Regions from separate parts of the Mus musculus genome. Here regions 1 and 3 are each linked to region 2. Evidence: chromatin loops called from intact Hi-C (ENCODE). Cell type or tissue: left cerebral cortex. All regions are shown on one strand. Region 1 overlaps Pigk (phosphatidylinositol glycan anchor biosynthesis, class K). Region 2 overlaps St6galnac3 (ST6 (alpha-N-acetyl-neuraminyl-2,3-beta-galactosyl-1,3)-N-acetylgalactosaminide alpha-2,6-sialyltransferase 3). Region 3 overlaps St6galnac3 (ST6 (alpha-N-acetyl-neuraminyl-2,3-beta-galactosyl-1,3)-N-acetylgalactosaminide alpha-2,6-sialyltransferase 3).

Region 1 (8,000 bases), 710 kb after region 2:
GGCACAGCCCACCCCAGCACGGCTCTCTGATGCCAAAGTCTGAAAGAGAAAAGAGTGTCTGAGAATGGTCACAAAACACAAGCTTGGCCATCTTTTCACCGCAGGAAGATGTGGAGGTGACTGACATCCTAGAAGAGTCAGTATTGGATGTGTCTTACTGATCCATCAGACATGAAGGCGGGGCCTTCAGTGTGTGTGCTCCATGTATGTCATCCAGTTTATGGGGCTGTCCTCAGGGACAGCATAGATCCAGCTGTCAGCAATCTGTCTCTTTCAGGACAAAAACTGAAGAGATACAATCAATTCTAGAAGTTCACAGTATGCTTAAAAATAAAAAGTAATAGGGCATGTTTCTCTGAGGGGTTACCACTAAAAATTCTCAGAGGCATGACTTCCCTAGATAAACAGCTACCAAAGCTGTGTCTCCATCTTCCTGTGCGATTAAAGCTGTGTCTCCATCTTCCTGTGCGAGTAAAGCTGTGTCTCCATCTTCCTGTGCGAGTAAAGCTGTGTCTCCATCTTCCTGTGCGAGTAAAGCTGTGTCTCCATCTTCCTGTGCGAGTAAAGCTGTGTCTCCATCTTCCTGTGCGAGTAAAGCTGTGTCTCCATCTTCCTGTGCGAGTAAAGCTGTGTCTCCATCTTCCTGTGCGAGTAAAGCTGTGTCTCCATCTTCCTGTGCGAGTAAAGCTGTGTCTCCATCTTCCTGTGCGAGTAAAGCTGTGTCTCCATCTTCCTGTGCGAGTAAAGCTGTGTCTCCATCTTCCTGTGCGAGTAAAGCTGTGTCTCCATCTTCCTGTGCGAGTAAAGCTGTGTCTCCATCTTCCTGTGCGAGTAAAGCTGTGTCTCCATCTTCCTGTGCGAGTAAAGCTGTGTCTCCATCTTCCTGTGCGAGTAAAGCTGTGTCTCCATCTTCCTGTGCGAGTAAAGCTGTGTCTCCATCTTCCTGTGCGAGTAAAGCTGTGTCTCCATCTTCCTGTGCGAGTAAAGCTGTGTTTCCATCTTCCTGTGCAATTAAAGCTGTGTCTCCATCTTCCTGTGCGAGTAAAGCTGTGTCTCCATCTTCCTGTGCGAGTAAAGCTGTGTCTCCATCTTCCTGTGCGAGTAAAGCTGTGTCTCCATCTTCCTGTGCGAGTAAAGCTGTGTCTCCATCTTCCTGTGCGAGTAAAGCTGCAGAATTCCAGAGGCATTACTATCCCAGAGTGAGCCCAAGGGAACTCTAGGAACAGGTAAGGGTCCCTCAGGAGCTGTCACGTGACCACCATAGAGTGGGCGGTGCATTCCGTGGTGTTTCTCTCTTCTGTTGGTTGTTGTTTGTTGCCCAGGCTGACCTTCAACACCCCCAGGGCTCAAAAATCGACTCGGCCTCCTGAACAGCCTGGACTGTAGGCAAGTGCATCCAAGTCAGGCTCACAGTATATCCTGAAGGATGTCCGAGGGCGGAGAAAGGTTAATAATGCATTGTAAACACCAAAGATTAGAGATGGCATATTCTGTATGGTTGGGAACATATGTCCATAGATAAACAGACCAAGACAGCACACACAAACCTATGAACGGAAGTAATTTCCTTTAGTGGGAACTAACACCTTTACTACTCACTTTTACAATGAGAGGAGGGTAAAAAGAATTAAGCATAAAGTTCCAATGTCATTGCTCTCTGCTTTCTATAACTCAAACACACAAACACAATGAAAGATATATTCTGTGGCCAGTAAACAAGTGCATTAACAATATTATGTTTTAAAGTCAAAAGTTCATTAATATTCAATTTTCCTAATTTTCTTCCCAAATTTACACAAAAGCAACATATTTAAAAACATATGAAAACCTAAGTTTTGCTCCAAGGCTGCAGTCTTCCATTCATTCTTCCTCATACATCCTTGAGTCTTAGAAAATGAACTTCATATGCTTGATCCCATAGGTCTTGAAGAAGACCATGATGATGAGCGCCCACAGCCCCAGGATGAAGCCTCCGGGAGGGTGCCAGTCTCTCGGCTTTGGCTTCTGCAAGACAAGGACAACATGGCCACCTCAGAGCTGAGAACGCAGCAATAGATAATGTATGTGCTGATGGGAGAGCGTTTAGTGGATGAGTTATAAGAGGGCGTGGCCCAGTGAACACCACACTGGGACAGCTACAGGGGCAGACTTCAAATGGGATAACTATCCTGTAAAGGAAGCTCGTGCCGCAGAGGGGCCTGCCCTGGCACAGCACAACCAACCGCCTCCTTCCTCCAAGTCACTCGGCAGGGAAGAGCCCTGCCGAAGTTTATCTCTCCATTAATTTATGCTTTATATGTCTCATCTTCCCTAGTGAACGCTGGCCCGATGAGGGCCCTGCTGCTGCTTACAGGAAGCACTCACACACCACACTCATTAGAGGGTGAGGACACAGTACAAACTACAGCTGCTTACGACCACAGCAGCAACCTTGGTTGTACTTTCCCTTCACAGAGGTGGCCCTGACCATGGTCTACTTCTTTAAAACTCACTGACTAGGGTGATGCCGGCCCGAGACTGTTTCTGGCAGAAACACTCTTTTTCTCTGAACTCTCAAAAGGCTGGCTCCTCCTTCCATGCTCCTATCTACCACATCAGTCACCTTTACCACTCATCTCACACCAGCCTGCTGAGCTCCAAGCCTGTCAGAGTCCAGCTGAGTGTCCTGTGTGCCTTCGTCTAGAGTCCACGTACACCTCTTCTCCCACACACCCACAGTCCACAGCTGAGTGTCCTGTGTGCCTTCGTCTAGAGTCCGCGTACACCTCTTCTCCCACACACCCACAGTCCACAGCTGAGTGTCCTGTGTGCCTTCGTCTAGAGTCCGCGTACACCTCTTCTCCCACACACCCACAGTCCACAGCTGAGTGTCCTGTGTGCCTTCGTCTAGAGTCCGCGTACACCTCTTCTCCCACACACCCACAGTCCACAGCTGAGTGTCCTGTGTGCCTTCGTCTAGGGAAGACCATTCTCCCACCTCACTGTGTCTTCAATAGCTGCATTACGGTTCTGTAACTGAGGTGTGTGCCTACTATGTCTTCATGTGTCAACCTACTGTAATGTTAACCAGGATGGTAACAGTTACAAGCTGAAAACTACCCATTCAACAAATGACCAACAAACAAAGGTTTTAAGTCACTAATTTGTGGAATGATTTATTACACATCAAAGCCATGAAATATAAACACTGAGCTGAAAGAAAAGTATTGACTCTTAAAGCCATAATAAAGACTCACACAGACAGACCCACTGTGGCTCCAATTTCAACAGTGGTGTGTACGTACGAAGGCCTGAGGGGACTGACTGGCTGCCCCACCAGGAGCTCTGCTGGGATGGGCGAGGCCTCACGGACACCGCACAGTGTTTATTCCCACTCTCCGGGCTCAGCATGAAGTACCTGGTCCCCTTGCCAGCAGTAGGTAAGGGGACCCATTAGCGACAGTCAGATGCTGCCCCCTGCTGGACAAGGAAACACCTCCCACTTCTGCTTTTGACCCTAGCTAAACTGACAGTGTGGTTAATCTAATTAGATAATTATGGATGACTGTCCTCCACTGGCACTTCCATTTTGATAGAACACTAATTATAATTTTTCCCTACCTTGCATTTCACTTTTATGAGATGAAAATACCTACTGTTAAAGCTTTTATTAATACCACTCTGTTCTCACTGGCCAATCTACAACTCCTGGGCAGGGGTGGGGGAGTAAACTTTCATTTGAAACTGTTATACATATCACAAAGTATATAAATGTATCTGTAATAACTACTGAGAAGAGCTCATGCTTGAAAGAAATATTCTCTTTCACAATCAGCACTCATCAATCATGTGAGTAAAAGAATAGATTTTTTTTCTTTTACTTACAATAGCGATTTAAAAACATAAGACAGGTAAGGATGCCTATAGCATGAGATGTCAGGTAAACAATTATGATAGTTTACAGAGAGGGATAAGGCTTTAAGGGGAAAAAAAAGAATAATGCTAGCTAATATTGTGGTACTGGCACAAAGCCAGAAAGATGGCCATAGAGAACAGAAAAGGCAGCCACCAGCGTGTGGTTAGCTAGGAGTCAAGAGGATGGGGAGCAGGTGGCTGTAACTTAGATACACTCTATTCATGCATGAACTTACCATTACTAAAGTTCACAAATGTCAATGGGTTACAACAATAAAAGCTTATTATACTTCCTTCACCTTTATCTGTGAGAGAAGGGCTCCAAGCCCCCAGCAAACATCTGAGAGCACAGGTAGTACGGAACTCAGTTTTCAATACAAACATTCTTAACACACACTGTGATGTTTAAATGGTGCAGTAAAAGGTTACTAATATTAATAAAATATAATTATTATAGCAACCTCCTACAGTAGATGTTATATGAATGTAAAAGAAAGAATTTACAGATGCTAGAACTCTCTGAAATCAATGGCAAGGAAGTACTGTTTCCACATTCTTAACACTGGATTAGTGTCAAAGTCAGATTTGTTTTAACTCAGCTCTGGAAACACAAAAATACACTCTATAGTTAAAACTTTAAATAAGTTAGATACAAACACAAAGGACAAAGGGGATAAAATGTAGGAAATGCACACAGTAAAAAGATTTATAAGCCCAAATGCAATGAGTGAGAACAAGAGAGCAAAGGTGGAGAACAGAAACAAATTCCTGAAATACCTGCACTTTACAGAGTATATAAATAAACTTAAAAGGAAATCAATAGGAAAATGTAACAGAAGAAGGGATTAGGCTCAGGGGGCTTCCCCCCAAGTCACAAGGCACAGGGCTAATCAATAAAGGAGATGGGGATCAAAGCTCTCACAAATCTATAAAGGGCTAATTCACTTTCTCTGTCATAAAAACAGTATGCAAATGTTTTGCTCTTTAAAATTAAACTAGCAAATGTTAATTAACAAGGTCAACTTCAGTTTTAGGTCTTTAAAATGTTCCTTCTTCCTCTAGAAGCCATAGTAAAGGAACCCAGAAGTGCTGACAAACGTTCACACGATTTCCAGTTTCACCTCCTCAGTAAACATCAGGAAACAAAAGAAGCTGACGGTGCCATGTAGCTGACCAACACGCTTATAAACAATTTTAGTGATTTAAGAGATTCCTATCCCATGATAAGGAAGTTAAAACAATATGCAAATTGAATATGAAATACAGCTTAGTATTCTATAGCAAAGTATTTAAAGGCGAGAAATATACTAATTTCTTAGTTCTGCTTCTCTGGAGGAAGTAGGATTGTAGGTGGACACTGCTCAACTCGGATTTATCTGCACTTTTTAAAACGTATATGGCTCTTCCGGTCCCAGGCGCTGCGGGAGCCACGGGTTACTTGGCAGTCACGGCCAAGTCCAAGAACCACACCACACACAACCAGTCCCGAAAATGGCATCAAGAAACCCCGGTCTTTTATGAAATTCCTAGGCAAATGGTTGGACCTGGAGGGCATCATCCTGAGTGAGGTAACCCAATCACAAAAGAACTCACATGATATGTACTCACTGATAAGTGGATATTAGCCCAGAAACTTAGTATACCCGAGATATAAGATACAATTTGCAAAACACATGAAACTCAAGAAGAACGAAGACCAAAGTGTGGACACTTTGCCCCTTCTTAGAAATGGGAACAAAACACCCATGGAAGGAGTTACAGAGACAAAGTTTTGAGCTGAGACAAAAGGATGGACCATCTAGAGACTGCCATATCCGGCGATCCATCCCATAATCAACCTCCAAACGCTGACACCATTGCATACACTAGCAAGATTTTGCTGAAAGAACCCAGATATAGCTGTCTCTTGTGAGACAATGCCGGGGCCTAGCAAACACAGAAGTGGATGTTCACAGTCAGTTATTAGATGGATCACAGGGCCCCCAATGGAGGAGCTAAAGAAAGTACCCAAGGAGCTAAAGGGATCTGCAACCCTATAGGTGGAACAACATTATGAACTAACCAGTACCCCACTGGAGCTCATGTCTCTAGCTGCATATGTATCAAAATATGGCCTAGTCAGCCATCACTAGAAAGAGAGGCCCATTGGTCACACAAACTTTATATGCCCCAGTACAGGGGAACGCCAGGGCCAAAAAGTGGGAGTGGGTGGGTAGGGGAGTGGGGGGGGAGGGTATGGGAGACTTTTGGGATAGCATTGGAAATGTAATTGATGAAAATACCTAATAAAAATATTTAAAAAAAAAGAAAGAAAGAAACCCCGGTCACAAAGATACGGAATCTCTTAAGGGGTTGACCCCAAGGTCCTGAGGAACACGTGCTTTGCCAAGAAGCACAACAAGAAAGGCCTGGAGAAGATGCAGGCCAACAATGGAAGGGCAGTGAGTGCATGCACAGAGGTCATCAAGGCCCTGGTGAAGCCTCAGGCCATCAAGCCCAAGATGTCAAGATGCCCCAGCCGCAAACTCAGCGCGTGGCTTTTATTGCTCACCCCAAGCTTGGGAAGTGGATTCGAATCTACATGGCCAAGGCGCAAAGGCTCTGCCAACTGAAGCCCAAGGTTCAATCCAAGGCAGAGGCCACAGCTCCAGCTAAGGCCCAGCTTCAGCTCCAGCTCAGGTTCCCAAAGGTGCCCAGGCCCCTGTGAAGGCCCCATAGGAAAGGCTGCTGCCAACGTGAAGACAGACGGACTGCTGGGACACACCTGCCTACACACTATTTGCAGATGACCAGTGCCCTATGTTGTTACAAATGAACTTGAGGCAAGATCTGTTTTAAAAAGTATATGTATAATGCACAGGCATTTTGAGGAAGGGAGTGTGTAAGGGGAATGCACAGAAAAAACTGCAATACAAGAGTCTCCGGGCTGGGAGAGCTGGGGTTTGGAGCTGCAGAAACCCACGTGATGCTGGCTGTGCCGCCCATGACTCGACTCCAGTCTCAGACAGCACACACGGGCATCCTCGCAGCAAGCCAACGGTTAGCCAGAGCTTCTACTTAACATGGGTACCGCGGAGGGCGGAGTGATCCGAGCACATTCTCCGTGTGTGTCCACTGCTGCTCCTACCATCTCAGGATTGCTATTTTAATACAACTCCATGGAACATTCTGGACATCCCTACAGCCCTGTGACAGATCAGTACCTCAGAGCATTTTGTAGTATAGCTGTATCTGAAGCAAGCTCCTATTAAAATATTCTTTATAATTTCATTCATGTGCATTAGAGCATTTCCTAAAATGACTAATTTTATACAGTTAAGGCCCTCTCCAGACTGCTGTTAAATACACTCTTCTTTTATTTTACCTACAGAAACATCTCCAACACAAAGGTGAACGGCTTACATAAAACACAGTGTCAGGGACCAGCACTCAGAAGCTCAAGGGCTCCCAATTATCACAATGTCTAATATTTCACATGAAAGAGCTGGGTAGCTAAGCAACGCTACACTCAGAGTTATGAACGGTTCACTCCCCCTTTCATGTTGCGAGAAAATTACCATATAACTTCAAAACACTTAGAGTACAGAACTAAGTATTAAATTTATGTAAAGACTAAACAGGATTTTTGAAATTATACATATTTATTGCTAAGCAAAGAGAAAATTACCAAAATTTCACCAAGATTCCTTTCTAAGAATAATGAGAGTTAATTATACTATACTCTAGAGAAACAAAATTATAAAACAATCTACCAAGGTTACAGTTACAATACTTGAGAAAATAATTGGTTTCCACTATCTACTTACTATAGTTTATTTGTATTTTCAATGTATTGATTCCCTTTACATAAAACCTAACTTATATTTTTAATATGTATGATGGTTTTGCCTGCCTGTATCACTGCAGACCATGTACACGCAGTGCCCACAGGGCCAGCAGAGGTGGTTGAATTCCCTTGGGACTGACCTTGAACACTTCTGTGAGTTACCACATAGGTTCTAGGAATCCAACAGGGGTCCTCTGGAAAAACAGCCTGCGATTTTAATTTCTCCAGCCCCCATGACTTAAAGGCTTCAAATCACATTAATAGCATAAGGGAAACCATG
Region 2 (8,000 bases):
TTAGCCCGCTTTCACTGTTTTACAGAGCCCAGGAAGTGGGCCTGCCCACAATTAAAATGGATCTTCCGACACTAATTAATGTAATCAAGATAATCCCTCACAAGCAGGTGCAGAAGCCCACATCCCACAAGAGTCTATATCTTGTTAACGATTAAAACTAACAGTTGCAGGCAGCGGCCTTCCTTTCGGATTTTGGGGAATAATTCAAAGCCCCGGTGTATTTCTTTAAAGATCTGGTAGACTCTTCAGGGAATCTATCCAGCTCTGGGGTTTTCTTTGTTAGAAGAATTTCACCATTTCAGTGTTGTCACTTACAGAGACGTGCTTAAGCTGATATCCTCCTGGTTTAATTTCCATTGCTTATAGGTACCTAGGAACTAATCTCTTCTACTTTCTCATCGTTTTTAGAGTCTCCCTCATGGTCCTCTAGATTCTGTTTCTGTTGCAGTGCCCAAACTCCATCATTAATTTTAATAAATTGGGTCATTTCCTTCTTTTGTTAGCTTGGTTATGAGTTTATGGCTTTGTTTATCTATTCAAAGAACAAGATCTCTGTTTCATTGATTCCTTGTATTGTTATTTTAGTCTCCATTTTATTCATTTCTTCTACCATCCTTATTATTTATTTCTACCTAATAATTTGGCTTTTTCTTATTTTTATAAAAATCTGGAAATTTTCATAAAATTATATATTTGAAGTCTGTCTTTTTTTTTTTCCCAGAAACACTCAAATCTATGAACTCAGCATTTTTTTTGTGTGTGTCCCAGTGGTTCTGATAAAGTTGTGGTCTCATTTTCATTTGATTCTAGAACTTTTAAGGATATTCTTGGCTCACTCTCCAGTGACCCACTAACTATTTAAGTGGGTATTATTCAATCTCCAAGCATGTTTTTATAGTATTCCTTGCTGCTCACATCTACATTTATTCTACCAAGAGCTGAGAAACTACAAGAAATTATCTTGATTACTTTCTGTATTTGTTAAGGTTTCCTTTATGCTCTAAAACTTGATTTGTTTTACAGAAATGTTCATGGGCAGCTTAGAAAAAAATGTATGTGGCCGTTGGATCACTAGTCTATAGAGATCTGTTAAGTCTACCTGATCTGTCATACAGTTTAATGTTGAAGTTTCTATGTCAGATTTTTTCTATATAATTTATTGATGAGAGTTAGATATTGAAGTCTTCTACTATTATTGCATATAAACTTAATTTTCATATTTTATTTAATAGTATCATTTTATTAAATTAGATACTTCAGCCTTTTATGCATGTCTTCTTAAATCACTGTGTCTTGTTATATAGATTTGGAACTTTGGACTGTTTAGGTATACAATCCCAGTTTCCAAAAGTTGTCTTTTTCCTTCTCATTTTTCAACATTTGTTATGTTGACAAGAGATTCCTAAGCATTAGTGATCAGGAGACAGTTTTACAGAGAGTCCTTCTGACGTTTGGTCATTCTGTGTGAAGCTGACTTTGTTATATTTGCTATTTTAAGAAACTATTTTAAAAATTATTCTTCTAAAGTCATAGCTGTATGCATTAAATTTTATTTAACGTATTTGATTCTCCTCTCAGAACTTATAAAGGCATTACTTCTTTATTTTTCTAATTATAGTTTTTCATTTTCATACAACCATTCAGGATGCTACAGAAAAATATAACCAACAAGATGTGTAGTCAAATTATGTATGTATGTCATGTACATGTAAATAGATATGCACATACATATAATTTGAGATCACATGTATACACTGAAATCATGTAGGAGTAATGGTTAGTTTTTGATGGGGTAGACCAGCAAGACAGAGGCCTGCTGAACTTTCTGTTTTGAAATCAATGTCTACTGGACTTTCTTCTTGCTAAGAGAACTCAGTCTTTGTTCTCTTGGGCTTCAAATTGACTGGATACAGGCAGTCAACAGTATATAGAGTGTGGTCTAATTTACTCAAAGCCTATCAATTTAATACTAATTTTATCTAAAAACCATATGAACAAAAGCTAAAGAACATCCAGAATAGCATTTGGCCAAAACCCTCGCACTGTGATTTACTCAAACTAACCCCTGAGATGAATTGTCACAGCCCACAGTTCTTACATTGAGTCATGGGATTTGAATGTCCATTGCACATTCTCCTTGGTTTATATAAAGTCACAATTTCATTTGTAAATGAGAAAATAGGCTACACTAGACAATTCTCAAGTCACATGTTCAAAGTGTCAGGGGTGAGTTTTGAACCTGCCTCCAGAGCATCAGTTAAGGCTGGGTGGAAGATAGAGAGGTGGGGAGGAGGTAGGAGAGAGCTTACAAAGGCTAGCACCTTAGTCTGAAGTCTGGATGTTTTTTAACTAAGGGTTCAGCTGCCTGTCACTCTTCCCTGTGGGTCTGTCTTACTTGCTTGTGTTGAACTTCTGAGCCCCGTGGATCTTATATGCAGGAGTGCATTTTGTGGTGCCATTAGGAGCTATGGTGAAGACCATAGCTGGGTCAACTATGCAACTCTCCCTCTGTCCTTTCATAGTCCGGCAGAAATCACAGCTACCACGCCATTCCTGCCCTGCTGCTGATGAACTGACCTCCTGTGTCTCTCCCTATAGTTTTCAAAACCAATGGTGCTATTTTTCGTTATTTAAGTTCTGTTTAAAAAGCAGGGTGATTGTTAACTGTGTTCTTTTCCAGGTTGTACCAACGCATTGGCCCCGAATTCCCTGAATTATTTGTCAGATGGGACAGCATTTTAGAGTGAAAATATCAGTTTTCCTAAATTAGAGAGTTGGTAGGAAATGGCAGTCCGGCTTCTTGATTTTAAACTAGGTTGAGATTGATATCCTTTGGCAGGAATCTACTGAGGATCAAAGTGAAGCAGATTCTTAGGTGATAAGCTCTGAGCCAAAGGGCCCTAATGCTTACTATTGAAGGCCTGGTACCTCAGAGGGGCAAGTCTGTGCATCTTTGATATTCCTGGGAGCCAAACGAACACCAGCTGGCTTGACTGCCTTCAGTACCCCACAACTTTCTTGTTTTCCAGCGATTGGACTGTGGCCAATCTGCTGTCCAAACCAGGGTGAACCTTCCAATTCTCCTTTTCATTAAATAAGGTGCTCTGAGCCTGTTGTTGCTCTCCCCGGTTAGAGTCCAGGGATGGAGTCGCCTGACAGTGGCTGCTGTGCTTGTATAAAGTGCTGTGGCCTTTACAGGCAGGCAGACTTCACAGCATCAGTAATATCCACCATCGGATCTGCCTTAGCATATTCCTGCCACTGGGAAGCATTTATTTCTTTCATTCTTTCTTTATTTTTTTGCTTGTAGCATGGAAGAAAGCATCTTAAATTCTGTAGGCTACATAATTGTGCCCACGAGCCTTCTCTTGCAATGTGTCCTGCCCCCATAACCGTTTTTCTCTGTAAGTGAAGTTAACTATGCAGAAAGCCAATTAGGAGAATTCGCTTAGGATTCTTTCCCTAACTGTCTCTTACAGTGCATTTGGCATTACTGCCAGACAAAGATGTTCAAAATATAGCAAAATGGTCTGTATCGGCCCTTCTACTTTCTACCTTCATGTGTTAGTTGCAAATACCAGTTTTCTATATGTAAAGATGGCACCAGGGATTTGTTTGATTTGCCTCCTTAGCAGTGGTGGGAAATATTTGCACACTTTTTATAATAATTAATGATTATCCACAGATATTTGTTTATTTTTGGTAGGTTTGTATAAACAGTATAACGTTTACTGAATAATTCTGCTGTCTATGGCATCCACCATTTTCAGTAGAGAACAGCCAATAAATGAAGCACAAAGAAACTAAGTAGCTCACTGATGTCACAGAGCTGCCTTCTGTTGCTCATTCCAGATAGACCTCCTCTTCACCAGGCTGGCTTTGTTGTTCTCAGATGATCATAATCTTAGCGGCAGCTTCCTGAGTGCCTCTCTGTGCCAAGTGCTCTGCTAAGTGCCTCAAGTGGAATGAAAGTCATAGCCAGCACTTTCTTGCCAGTGGATCAATCTTATTTACAAATGAGTAAGCACAGGGTCAAAAAATTAAGTAACTTACTCAAGGTTGGGTAACAGCATGAGGGTTCTGGGAAGTGTGACTTTTTTTTTTCCATATTTCAAATCTAGTATCTAGTTGAAAATGAAATCTTGAGAAATTGTCTGGCTGACAGAGGCCATCTTTCAGCTACCAGTGATAGGGGAAGATTAACTCCATCTCCAGCACTGCAGACCATGATGGCTTGCATCCTGTTGGCAGTGTCTAATAGACATCCAAGATCCTAGTGCAAAGAAAATGTAGCTGTTAGATTCCCAATCCTCCATATATGATGGGAAAATGTAGCTGTTAGAGTCCCTGCCCTCCAATTCATGATGGGGCAGAAGCTGACAGGGGAAACTTCCTGCCAACCAGTGATTCTCAAATGGCTGGTAATCCTGAGAGAGAAGCTGGCATTTTGAATGAGACCCTTGTGAACCTGACCGTTGAATGTTCCGACTGAGGTGTGCTGTGTGTGTGTGGGGGGGGGGGGAGGCAGGGGATGAACAGCCATACAGCTTCCTCTCTTGAAGGATTACTTGTTCATGAATTCTGGGAAGAAGACTGAAAATGGAGTGGGTTTTTGCCCCCCTGGTGATGAGCTGTTTCTGCTATGGAATATTGATGAGAAATTCATCAGGCAGACAGATGCCCAGAGAGCCATTTCCAGATGTGTTCCTGTTTATAGTCACTCTGTGGACATGCAATCATCCAATGCCTCCCTCATCAAGGCGCTATGTAGTGAGCACGGGAGCTTTTGCCTTTGTTTCTGTCTCTACAACAACCTGTTTGAGTTCCTTTTAAACCATGACAACTATTTCCTACGTTCTCCGCAGTGTCCCACTTGCATGCTGGACTAGGTGGTCGTTCTTCACCTTTCCTGGTGAATCATTCAATCTGTTCACTGCCTGCAGGTAACAATTCTAACATGACAACATTTGAATCTATTAGAATCTTCATGTTTTCTTCCTGTTATCTTTTCACCTTCAATGGATTAGAGCAGCCCTCCCTCTTAGGAGCTCTACACTTTTTCTTGTGAAGGAATCAGGGTGTATGGGTGACAGATAGAAATGGAGAACTAGCCACTTATTCGCAGAATAGGCTGGCTAGTGAAGAGTTACCACCCCACTTGCCATTGTAGTGTGCCTTTTCTGATCACTCCCCTGCTTTCATGGGGATGCCTGCTTAGAATATCACATGGAATTTTCTCCCTTAAGTGCTCGTGCCTGGAGTTTCCTGGAAGATTGATTGGAACGCAAGGATTTCAGTTCGTGGCCTCCTGTTAATCAGCTTAGAATTGTTAAAGTCATTAGTGCTATAAATTTCCTTGTAGTCTCAATTTCTCTTGCTCAGGGTTAATTCAGTTTGGTGTGGGCAGAATGCCTTCCACCAAGTAAGTGTTTTTAATGGAGCTTTTCCTGGTTAATGACAATGGGGACACCCAAAGGGAACTGGCACTTGGTTCAGAGCTCTGTGGGAGATGAGTGTGCTAGAGTGCTCTCCCTGGGAATCAGCCAGCAGCGGGAGGCCACATAGAATTCATTTCTCTTCCCTGGAGTCTCACGATTGGCTCCCCCACTACATCTACCTTTCTCTCTCTCTCTCTTTTTCCCCCTTGTGTTCTAATTCTGTAAACAGTCTTAGGGATATTTAGAAAAGTTGGGCAAAAGTTGCAGTTGTTTGCCTTGCGTTCATCCCTCTGTGTTGAGACTAGAGGAGGTTCTTTGTGTCCTCTGAAGTCACCTTCTGTGGAACAGAGCCCATACCACTTCCCTGAATAGAAGCAAGACCAGGATGAAGCCTTTCCACTAGGGCAGGGCTGATGATGTCCCTCTGGGCAGAGGAGGAGCTGGCTTTCAAGTGAGAGCTTGTGTTGTGAGTCGGTCCACACATAGTCCCTGAGACCTCACAGGCTATGCCTCTGTCCACTTCTCCAGGCTTCTCTGTCTCTAAACCTTCCTGCTGCGTTGTTCAAGGCTTAAACCATGCAGATTCACTCTGGATTAAACACAGAGCAGCCTGCCCCATTCCTCCACTCTCTGACTCAGCACACTGACACTGCTTATCTCTCGGTCTTTTAGTAAGTGTCCTCTACCTCATGCCCCTGGTGTGCCCCTGTTCTGTGCTCAGCAGCTAGGATGGTTCTAATACTTGACCAAAAAACCCTCTGCCCATGCAAGATCCCCGAGTTTGTGATGGGTTGATTATCCCTCCTCCTTTCTCCTTCCTCCCGTCTCTCATTTTTTTCCTGCCTTCCTTCACAACCCCCACCCCCACCCCCCCACCCCCCCCACCCCCCACCCCCGGTCAGTGGCGCCTGTTCCCTGGGAGAGCCTCGCCAAGATACCTCGGATTCTGTGCACTTTGTTGCTGTCCTCCCTGCTTCTACTTCTCTTTGTTCTTCTCTTGTCTCCAAATATGGTCGATGCTACTCAGAACTTCCTGAGAGAGCCACAGATTTACAGGCTGATCTGGGTCTCAGGAGGGGTGCCATTTGGGATGGCCCAGCTTCATCCTAAAGCAAGGCCATGGTATATTCAGTCACTTATGACTCCAGCTCTTCCAACGTGCTTCTCTCGATGACAGCTAGTTCCTCTCTGACTTTATTAGTTCATCCCAGGACGGTGTACATAGTTTTACTATTTGATAAAAATGCCTGCACCTACATGTGATCCTTAGGGTATAGAAGGCTTCTTCCTAAGACCTCTCTCAATGGAGAGAGATGGCTAAGGATTGTAACACTTTTTCAATGGTGTTTTCAAGAGACAAACACTGCCCAACACAATGTAGATGCTCCAGAAATATTTGTCAAACAAACAAGTATGTCTTACGATTATATATATGTATTCCAGTCTGCATTGGTGTCCACACATCTCCAGTCATGTTGCAAGGAGAATGATTTATTCTTAATGAAAAATATTAATTTTATTGATCCAAAGGAGGATGTAAAATTGTTTTCCTCTTGCTTGCTATTTCCATTTTTTCCAATTTGGGCTAGCCAGCCGTGCCGCAGCTGAACCGATCCCATGGATTTTAATAAGGGCGCATGCTTCCAAGAAGGATAATAAGCAAGTATGGAGGACAGGGTCACATTCCCAGAGCCCTTCTGTCAGGAGGCCAAGATTAAAATGCGTGAGGCAGCCCAGAAGGCCAGGAGGAGGCTGTAATTTCTCACTGTGGATTTCCTCAGAGTGCCATTAGCTTGCCAAGGGGAGCGTAGGGTAGATTGCATTCACACAGGGGAAGCAAGGTAGAGCCGGGTAATACCGAACTCTTGGCATCATTTCAATTATGCATTGCAAGAATAGAACCTTGATCCCAGACATACTTCTCTGAATCATACAGACTTGCCAGACAGGTATTTCCATTGCTAGCGAATGTCCTCTCATTTTTCTCTGTAACGGAACCTCAGTCAGCCTAGAAGCCTCCAATTCTAAACAGTATCTTTTGTTATAACCCAGGCACTTGCTGTGCCATTTGGCTCTTTGTCATCGATGGAATCTCAGCACATTGGGAAACTTATAACGTTCATCCCCTCTGGACTTTAAAATGCCCCCAAATAATCATTGAGCTATTAAGCCCATTGTGTTGGTAAGGAGAATGAGTCATTAAAAAGTAGTTCAAAATAAAAAGAACTAAGGCCCAAACATCTCAGCTCCCTCCCTTGGTAAATACTGGTATGAGGCAGTACACACACATATATGAGAATGGTTTCATTTATCAATAGTTATTGATGAGAGCAATATGAAGCAAGGGAAAGCAGCCAGAGGACTGACTCCAGGACCACGCCCCCCTGAGGCCGAGAGGCCATCCAACCTCCCTCTCCTCCCATGGGACTCCACAGCTGCCTTCCTCCACTGCTCTGTGGGTGATTGAAGGGAGTGCCCAGGATTCCAGCCTACCCAGGGCTGCCAGAGAACAGGCAACAGAGACTCACTTCTCATACATACAGGGACATCTGCTCATAGCTG
Region 3 (8,000 bases), 160 kb before region 2:
ATCTGGAGGATGTTAATGAAGGGTTTCAGGTGCAGAGGTACGTGTGGTGGCCTCTAGTGGTGGCTGCTCGGTGCAGCAGGTTGGGGGCCAGTAGCTGTGTGGTTGTTTGAGACAGCCCGTGACACATATAGAGCGAGTCTTTCCACCTCAGCCGATGCTCACAGGCACGCCCAGAAGTGTGTTTCCTAGGCGGCTTCAGAGACGCCCCAGCTCTCCGCTTACACCGGACAGAGGATGCCAGGCTCCGTGTTCCTGTGAATTTGGCTTCTTTTTACCAGAGATAATCGAAGTTGGTCGAGCAGTTGTTCCCTTAGCACCACTGTCAGGGAGCACTGACATTTCAGGTCCGTGGACTGTGAAAGCGCAGGTTCAAAGGCCTGCGTCAGCCACCTTGGACTTGGCCTGCTTTCTCATGACATTAGCCTTTGGCCCTTTCTAAGAGAGAAGTGGCACTAGTGGTCCCTAGCACACAGAGCAGGTGACAGAGTAGTGTCACTTTTCATCGCTGAGAGCCACCAGGAATCAGCCAGAGCTTCAGAGCCGTATTAAAATGAGGCTTTCCCCCTAAGGTTGCTTTGGGGTCAGCTCTGGACAGAAATGAACTAGTTCTTGTGTTACAGAGTGGATTGCTAGAAAGCCATGCTGTCTCTATTTCAATCTGGATTTCTTCCAAAGGATTCTAGTTCAAGAGCCTGCTGTGGGCGATAGTACCAGAAAACTGTATAGAGAGGAGTGGGACAGAAGACCAGAGAGGGTGTGTTCCGGACCAGCAATCCTTGCAGCAGCAGACCCTGCTGAGGATTGGAACTCCACTCTGTCCAGGCAGGTGGAAGCCTCTGGGTTATCCTGCCTTGTGGGTGCAGGCTTCACCAGCCTAGAGCCTCTGAGATGGGCAGAGGCACCCACATAACAGAAACTGAGGACATTAGAGTGGAACACTCAGCCCTCTGCCACATTCCTGAGGCCATGAGCTATGAGGGCCCTAGACAGGTGATCCGTGAGGCCAGTGAGACCAGACCTCAGAAGGGAAGCTGGTGCCTCACCACTGGTCAGTTGCTGAGCTGAGGTGACAAGTCAGACCTCCTGACTACGGTTGTAGCCCTCTTTCCAATCGTTACTCAGAACAGAAATGTAGATCCACTGTGACTTATGAGGCAGACTGGATTTGATTCATGGAGCAATGCTTTCCCTTCCACCGTGGGCTCCTTTGTCTTTCTCTGAGTGAAAAATTGTCAGAGGATTAAATCCTCTTTGAGAGCCACAGAAAGAGAAAAAAAATGGCAGAGTGCGTAAATAATGTCTCTTGAGAAGCTCATATTTTTGGAGGTATTTGCTATTCATGTCTATTTGGCATTGTTGTGTCTTAAGTGTTTACTTGGGCTTCTGGCATTTTGATTTTCCAAGGAAGCTTGGAGTCCATGCCAGAGCAGCCTGAGAGCCATTGTCTCATCCGTGGCTCATTAAGGGCAATGCTATTCAGGATGCTGTGGTCCGGGGCTAAGTTGGGAGAGCACAGCCTCTAGACACTTCATTTAGATGCAAGCCAAGGTTGTTTGTAGAGCAGGTGAGCTCCTTTGTAGATTCAGAGAGGCTCACAGTCCTTTGCGGTTCTCAGTGTGGAGCCTCTGTGTAGCCCGCAGGGTAGACAGTGAGGCTTCTGTGGAGTCTACACTAGGAAGGCACACAGGATGGTGTTGCTCATGGGTCAAACAGACGAGCCCTGTGATTGGGAACAGTTCTTAACCTGTGAGACTGGAAGCCTGGTCAGCCATCTTGTGTCTAGTCATGGCATTTGCTGGTTTGCCATGTCTGCTGGAAGCTCTGGAGGGTCTACCCGATCCTGGTCTGATTCTTAAATGGTTTCTGGATTTTCAGTTCTGTCTTCTTTCTCTGATGCACCTGGAGCCCAAAGGGGAAAGTCTGTGAGCCATCATGACCCTTTGGGAAAGGGACGTTGGTCTCAGAAAAGTTGTCTAAACGGTGCTTTGGAATTCTCAGAAGGGAGGGCCTGGGTCTTAAGATAACGTACATTCTGCAGACACTGGATGCTACTTCTGCCCTGGAATGGAAAGAATATTTCAGCCTTTTCTTAGAGGTGGTTTCTAGTGTCTCTTTCCTTGGGTCTTCTGTAATTGATATGCCAGGACATCAAGCTTTTTCATTTACCTCTCTGGTTAGTGCAGAGCGATAGTGCATCATTTCTTTTGTGAAAAAGAGAAATGATCCTTTTAAAAAATCGTGTGTACAGGATATGCAGGCATGCTTCTTCTAGGTGTGCGTGTGAAGGTCAGAGGGCAGCTCTTGGGAATTGTTTTTTTCCTTCTGTCGCATGGGTTCCAGGTGTGGATCTCAGGTTATCAAGTCAACTCACTGGCACATAACGCAGCCAACCGCCTTCCTTTAATTTGCATTTCTTCGACTGTCTTTGGGGTTGTCTTCTCTGCTGGCCCTTTGGCTGTCACAGGAATAGCTGAAACTAAGTTGCATCTTCCACATTTCTACCTCTCTAGGGCTTGAAAACACATGGGCTTGCCAGAGAGCGTCTGTGAATTAGAATCACAGCATCCCAAGAGCCTGCACGGGGAAGGGATCCAGCCAGGTGTACTCCACATTCATTTTAATAAAACTTGGGGTGGGGCTCCTCTTGTCTTACCCTGTCGTCACAGAGCACCCTGGTTTTACTGTTGATGCGGCTTCTGTCTCATCACTTACCCGAATAAATAATTTACATGTGAAAACTGGTGGCTTTGTTTGGATTAAAAAAAAATTTGGATTTAAAAAAAAAAATTTGTCTTGTAGTGACCTAGACAGGGCATGGTGAGTCGTGTTCCATGTCCTCTTTGTTCTGTTGTCCTGTTCTGTTGTGTGGGAGGCTGACTTTCAGGAAATATATGTATGCATGCATCCACCCACCACCTATCTGTCTGTCTGTCTGTCTATCTATCTATCTATCTATCTATCTATCTATCTATCTAATCTCTTTGTCCTCCAAAGACGGGGTGGCCCTCAGAAATGAGCAACTCTTTGCCATTTTGGTGTGTTCCGTAAAGACTTTCGACCTGGTGTCAAGAGTCGTTGAGGTCCCGATCAATGTCACTGGGGCAGCAGCTTGTGGTCTTCTGTCAAAGGTGACTGCTCATAAGAAGGGAAACAGAACCTGGACCTGTCTGGCCGAGGATAGATTTGTCCATTTCCCGCTGGAATTTTCTGTACTTACAAGGATGGTTTCCTCTGTCGGGCCACCAAGAATGTGAAGAGGAGAAAACTCCCAACTTAATATCCTTAATAGTCACAGGGTTGCTTGCAGTTCTCAGTCCTTACCACAAGAGGGCACTCTCGTCACTCTTAAAGTCATACTTTTGGTACAAACTGGGATTTTGTTTTAGCACAAGTCCCCAAAGTGGGATGCATTTTAAGAACCATCTCTGCACCCCAGCTCCTGCCGTGAAGGAATTCCAGTAACATAAGGACACTCTCCAGCACACTCGGGCTGAGCATAGCGACGCCTAAAAGTGTTGTAAGTTATGCACGTTTTTGTTTAAGCATCCCCAATGAGAGAAGAGCCTACTCCTGGAGCTCTCCTTGGGCAAGCTGTCCATCCAGCCCGCTCCTTCCACTGCACACACTCCTGGCTTAGAATCCATGGAGAATGCTCCCCTGAGGTATGACAAGAGGTGACCGGAAGGGGAGCAGTACTTTCTTTGTTCTCTGGCGGGGAGATTGAGGGAAGGGGTTGGTGTGAGTCACCTGACAGGAGTTTCCATGTAGTGAGAGTTTAAGTTTACCTGACTGAAGAGCGACAGTTTAGTAAAAACACCTGTGATGGTTTGTATATGCTTGGCCCAGGGAGTGGCACTATTAGGTGTGGTCTTGTTGGAGTAGGTGTGTCACTGTGGGTGTGGGCTTAAGACCTACCTGGCAGTCATTCTTCCACTAGCAGTCTTCAGGTGAAGACGTAGAACTCTCAGCTCCTCCTGCACCATGACTGCCTGGATGCTGCCATGCTCTTGCTTTGCGGATAATGGACTGAACCTCTGAACCTATAAGCCAGCCCCAATTAAATGTTGGTGTTAGAAGAATTGCCTTGGTCATGGTGCCTGTTCACAGCAGTAAAACCCTAACTAAGACAGCACCTATTTGCCTTCAGGGCTTTTGGATCACCTGCTGCTGTTGTGTGGAGGGCTGGTCAGGCATTTGGGAGACCGTTTCTCCGTTGGAGTTTGTCTGAGACCTTTCTCGTGAGTAGATGGGGAAATGGATGTTCGAGAGGAAGACTGTAGGTAGAGCAGGATCGACCTCTGATCGCATCCTATCAGGGTCTCCGCTATCGGTGTGATTTTTCATTTCTGGGATCACCCTTGTCACCTGTCTGAGGACATGTGTGTCCCCCACCCCCTGCAAAGTTCCTGTCTGCCACGTGATACCTTTTTTTTGTGCTGCTCCCCCTGGGAAGGAAGAGCTGCCCCCTTCCTCATGTGGGCATTTCACTGCATGGCAGACCTTGTCTTTCCCTCCCTCGCCTCTTTCCCTAGTTGATTATTTATTTCGATTATAGTGGATTATTAGAGGTACATTCTGTACTTTAGGTTATAATCAAATTCTACTCGATTTCATACATTCTGGCTCTGGCCACTGGGAGGTCATGCTGTTGGCCCCCAGAGCCCTTTGGTGTTTTTGCTTGTTTTCTGAACACTCTCTTAGTTTCTGTACTATGGGAAAGTTCAGGTTTATGCTGTGTGTTCCCTGACCATGGGAGCCCCAGACCCTTTCACTGGAGGATAATACTGGGAAGCCAGATCTGGAACCTGGCAGTGCCGGGTGCTTCCTTGTTCCCAGCTGACAGGATAAGGCAGGATAACTGTGCACCAATCTAGATGCATTGGCATGGCGGTTGGTGGATGTGTTTGCACCAAGCTGCCTGCATTTGTCCTAAGGGCAGTCTGAGTTCCTAGCGATGTCTCCCTCTCACCACAGGCCATCCTGGTCACCTTCCCTGTGTATCTGTAACCTTCCCAGAGCAATAACCACCTCCTGTCTCTGTTCCACGCTTGCCTAGTTGTTTTGGGTCACACACTTAGCAGCACCCAGATTGAGAAGGTGCCCCTATGGAAACAGCTTCGCCCACCCACCCACGCACAGCATTCACCACAGCTCGTGCTGCACCTGGCACTGCCGGCCTCCCCTTCACCAGTCCCGTAGGGAGCAGGTTTCCCCATTAGCCACTTCAGTGAGAGCCGTTTCATCCACTGGCAACATAGTGTCCAAGGGTGTGGTCCAGAGATGAAGCTGTTGTGGGGGGCTGATTCTAGAACTCTTGGCTGTCCCTTTGATGTGACAGGATTTTGGTGAGGTGCCGGGCTGTTGTATGTCGTTGGAGCAGTGTCTGTGAAGATGGAGGGGGAGGCAGCTCTACTTCTGACAGTAGAATGTAGGGGTAGGAAAACCCAGACACTTCCCAAAAGACAGAGCATGGGGCAGTGTGAGACACTGGTGCAGGCTCCTCAGTGATGGCAGTAGAGGCTGAAATGCCTCTGAGCTACGGGCAGTGCCTGGAACCAGTCTGCCCCACCTTCACTCATGGGCAGCCTTCTGTAACTATTGGACAAACCTCCTATTTACTCCCTTCTGGATATCAGACAGTGCGCTAGCATAGAAATGATCTGGTTACCAGGACTCATCGAGGGCCTGCTTTCAGGAGTGTCCCTGCCATGAGATGGAGAAACCAGGCATGAAACCAATTAAGCCCAAGCTCAGGCCCTCTGGGACCTCACACTTAGAGAACACTCTAGCCTGTGCTGAGTGCTAAACACAGGCTAACTAGCTCAGTCCTCACTCCAGGTGTCTGAAGGACGCAACACAAGGCCCTGCTTTACAGAGACACAAACTGAAGCTTGGAGGAATTGGGGCAGCACGGGTGGGCCTTCCAGGCACAGTCCGTCGCTGTTAGGATGGTGCCTTGAGAGGATCTGGAAGAGAAGTGCCTTCGGGAATGGCTGCCAGTCGTTTTGGAGGAGGCATTGTGGGAAGTGGTACAAAAAGATGCGCTCCACAGGTGGGAATATTCTGGGGAGAGAGCAATAAGTCTGGAGGCACAGATGGATGGAGGAATGAACTGTGTTCAGGGGATGATTGACAGTCTCAGGTTTTGGTGACTAAACGCCAAAGGTGACCTAGCAGACCCTGGTGGATGCTCTCATGTGGGGCACAAGTGTCTGGATTAGGTTTCAGAAGGAATCTTGTGGCAGCATGGTAGCTCTGGCCTGGGTGTGTGCTAGAATTGTTTGAGGCCAAGGAGCCTCTGAGAAAAGCTTCGGCTATAGTTAAGTGAGCCAGCGTGTCGGCTTCTGAATCTCACAGGGGGAAGGGCCTATCCTGGATAGCTTGAGGGGTTGCTGCTTTACCTACTGAAGAGAGAACTTTCTGGGGGGGTCGCTAGAATCCCACCGCAGTGCCAGCGGATGGAGGAGCGATCTCACCCAGAGAGTAGCCATTGTGTGAACTGTGACTGTTAAGGCCAAGCTAGGGGCTTCACAGGGAGGAGACGTGACGCTCCCTTCCAAGCTCCAGGGAGAAAGTCTCCAGTGTGTATGTAAATAAGCACAGACACACACACAGGCTCACAGGCACAGGAGACACACACACACACACACACACACACACACACACACATATAGACACACGTGCACACACATACACAGACATACATACATATACATACACACACACACACTCACACACACATGGACACACACACACACAGAGACAGACAGACATGTGGACAGACAGACAGACTTGGACACAGAGTCTCCTGAAACCCTGTGCTCAGTGGACAGTGTTGATTGAGACCCTTGTGTCAGCTCCTGCCTCCTGGTACTTGGTAACATTGACTGGTTCTTCTCATCTACAGCCTGCTCCCAGGGCTCCTCTGTGCTGCACACTACACACAGGCTGTGCAAGGCAGTGCAGTTCAAACACCTTCTTTTGTGTATCTGAACTGGCATTTGAAAAACACCAATTTAGAGCGTCTGCATTTTAAGAGGTTTTTTTTTTCCCCCTTCACAGACCACCCCCCCCTTTCATTTAGGAGTGGATCTCATGTAGCCCTGTCTGGCTTTGAATTCTCTCTCTAGCCAAGGATATCCTTGAATGTCTAATCGTCCTGTGCAGACCTCCAGAGTCCTGGGCTTACAGGCATGCACCCCTATACCTGACATATGTGGTGCTGGTGATTAACTCAGGACCCCATACACGGAAGGCAGTCCAGAAACTGAGCAACATACCCAGCCCCTGAAAAGTCACTTTTGTGTAGGGTGCACCCTTTAATTTTTACCTGGAACCTCTGTGTGACTACTTAGTTTTGGTTGGTAACCAAGAGCTCTATAGACAGGTCCATGAGTGTTCTCGTGTTCTCTCTCCCTCTCTTCCTCTCTCTCTCTTCTCTCTCTCTCTCTCTCTCTCTCTCTCTCTCCCTCTCCCTCCCTCTCCCTCCCTCTCCCTCTCTCTCCCTCTCTTTCTCTCTCTCCCTCTCTCCCTCTCTCCCTCTCTCCCTCTCTCCCTCTCTCCCTCTCTCCCTCTCTCCCTCTCTCCCTCTCTCCCTTTCTCTCCATGGAGCTGATCTGTACTTTGGCTCTTAGAACTTCAGCAGAGCCACCTCGGGGTTGTCCCTTCACTTAGACATACAGTGCTGAATGCTGCCCTGTGCATTTCTGTTGGCTTGCCTTTTCTCAGTGTTATTCAATCCTAGCATGTCCATCAGTGTATCAGTTAAATAGAGCCAGGCTTTGGCCAAACAAACAAGCAAACAAATTACAAATCTAGTCGGTAAAGACTGGAAGTGGCCTGAAGAAGTTATTAGAAATTGGCAGCTGTCACTATCAATTGGCTAAAGCCAGTCTGCTCTCAAAGTGCAGGAGACAACTCCTCAGGGAACGTGCTGCCCAGTCTTCTGAAATCTGCTTGTCTGCGTAGTTGTCCAGACTTAGAGATCGCCCGCCACTCTG

What was found. Peaks named below come from ENCODE experiments on the same cell type or tissue, not always from the same donor. Only the 100,000 strongest peaks of a DNase experiment are listed, where the experiment ranks them.
Region 1: a loop joins it to region 2, with 3 times the contacts of the local background. A loop is called at or near these places in 13 of 42 quality-filtered maps.
Region 3: it touches region 2 in a loop (2.6-fold over the local background); 9 of 42 quality-filtered maps call a loop at or near these places.

Annotation. Positions count from the first base shown.
Region 1 is chr3:152,779,400-152,787,399 of GRCm38, reverse strand. Pigk (phosphatidylinositol glycan anchor biosynthesis, class K) reads right to left here. Exons shown (of 11, transcript NM_025662.5): 11 at 1-2,004. The coding sequence ends at 1,888. It also overlaps the pseudogene Rpl29-ps1. Among named protein-coding and RNA genes, the nearest start is that of Gm40181, 27 kb to the right of the region's middle. In left cerebral cortex, a CTCF peak has its summit at 3,456 (motif pointing left); a DNase peak (open chromatin) is centred at 3,441.
Region 2 is chr3:153,489,128-153,497,127 of GRCm38, reverse strand. All of the region lies in intron 2 of St6galnac3 (ST6 (alpha-N-acetyl-neuraminyl-2,3-beta-galactosyl-1,3)-N-acetylgalactosaminide alpha-2,6-sialyltransferase 3), which reads left to right. Among named protein-coding and RNA genes, the nearest start is that of Gm46831, 16 kb to the left of the region's middle. In left cerebral cortex, a CTCF peak has its summit at 3,298; DNase peaks (open chromatin) are centred at 3,317, 3,887, 7,145 and 7,988; H3K27ac peaks cover 457 bases.
Region 3 is chr3:153,650,636-153,658,635 of GRCm38, reverse strand. All of the region lies in intron 1 of St6galnac3 (ST6 (alpha-N-acetyl-neuraminyl-2,3-beta-galactosyl-1,3)-N-acetylgalactosaminide alpha-2,6-sialyltransferase 3), which reads left to right. Among named protein-coding and RNA genes, the nearest start is that of Gm52633, 59 kb to the right of the region's middle. In left cerebral cortex, CTCF peaks have their summits at 48 (motif pointing left) and 3,323 (motif pointing right); DNase peaks (open chromatin) are centred at 59, 1,542, 3,388 and 5,164.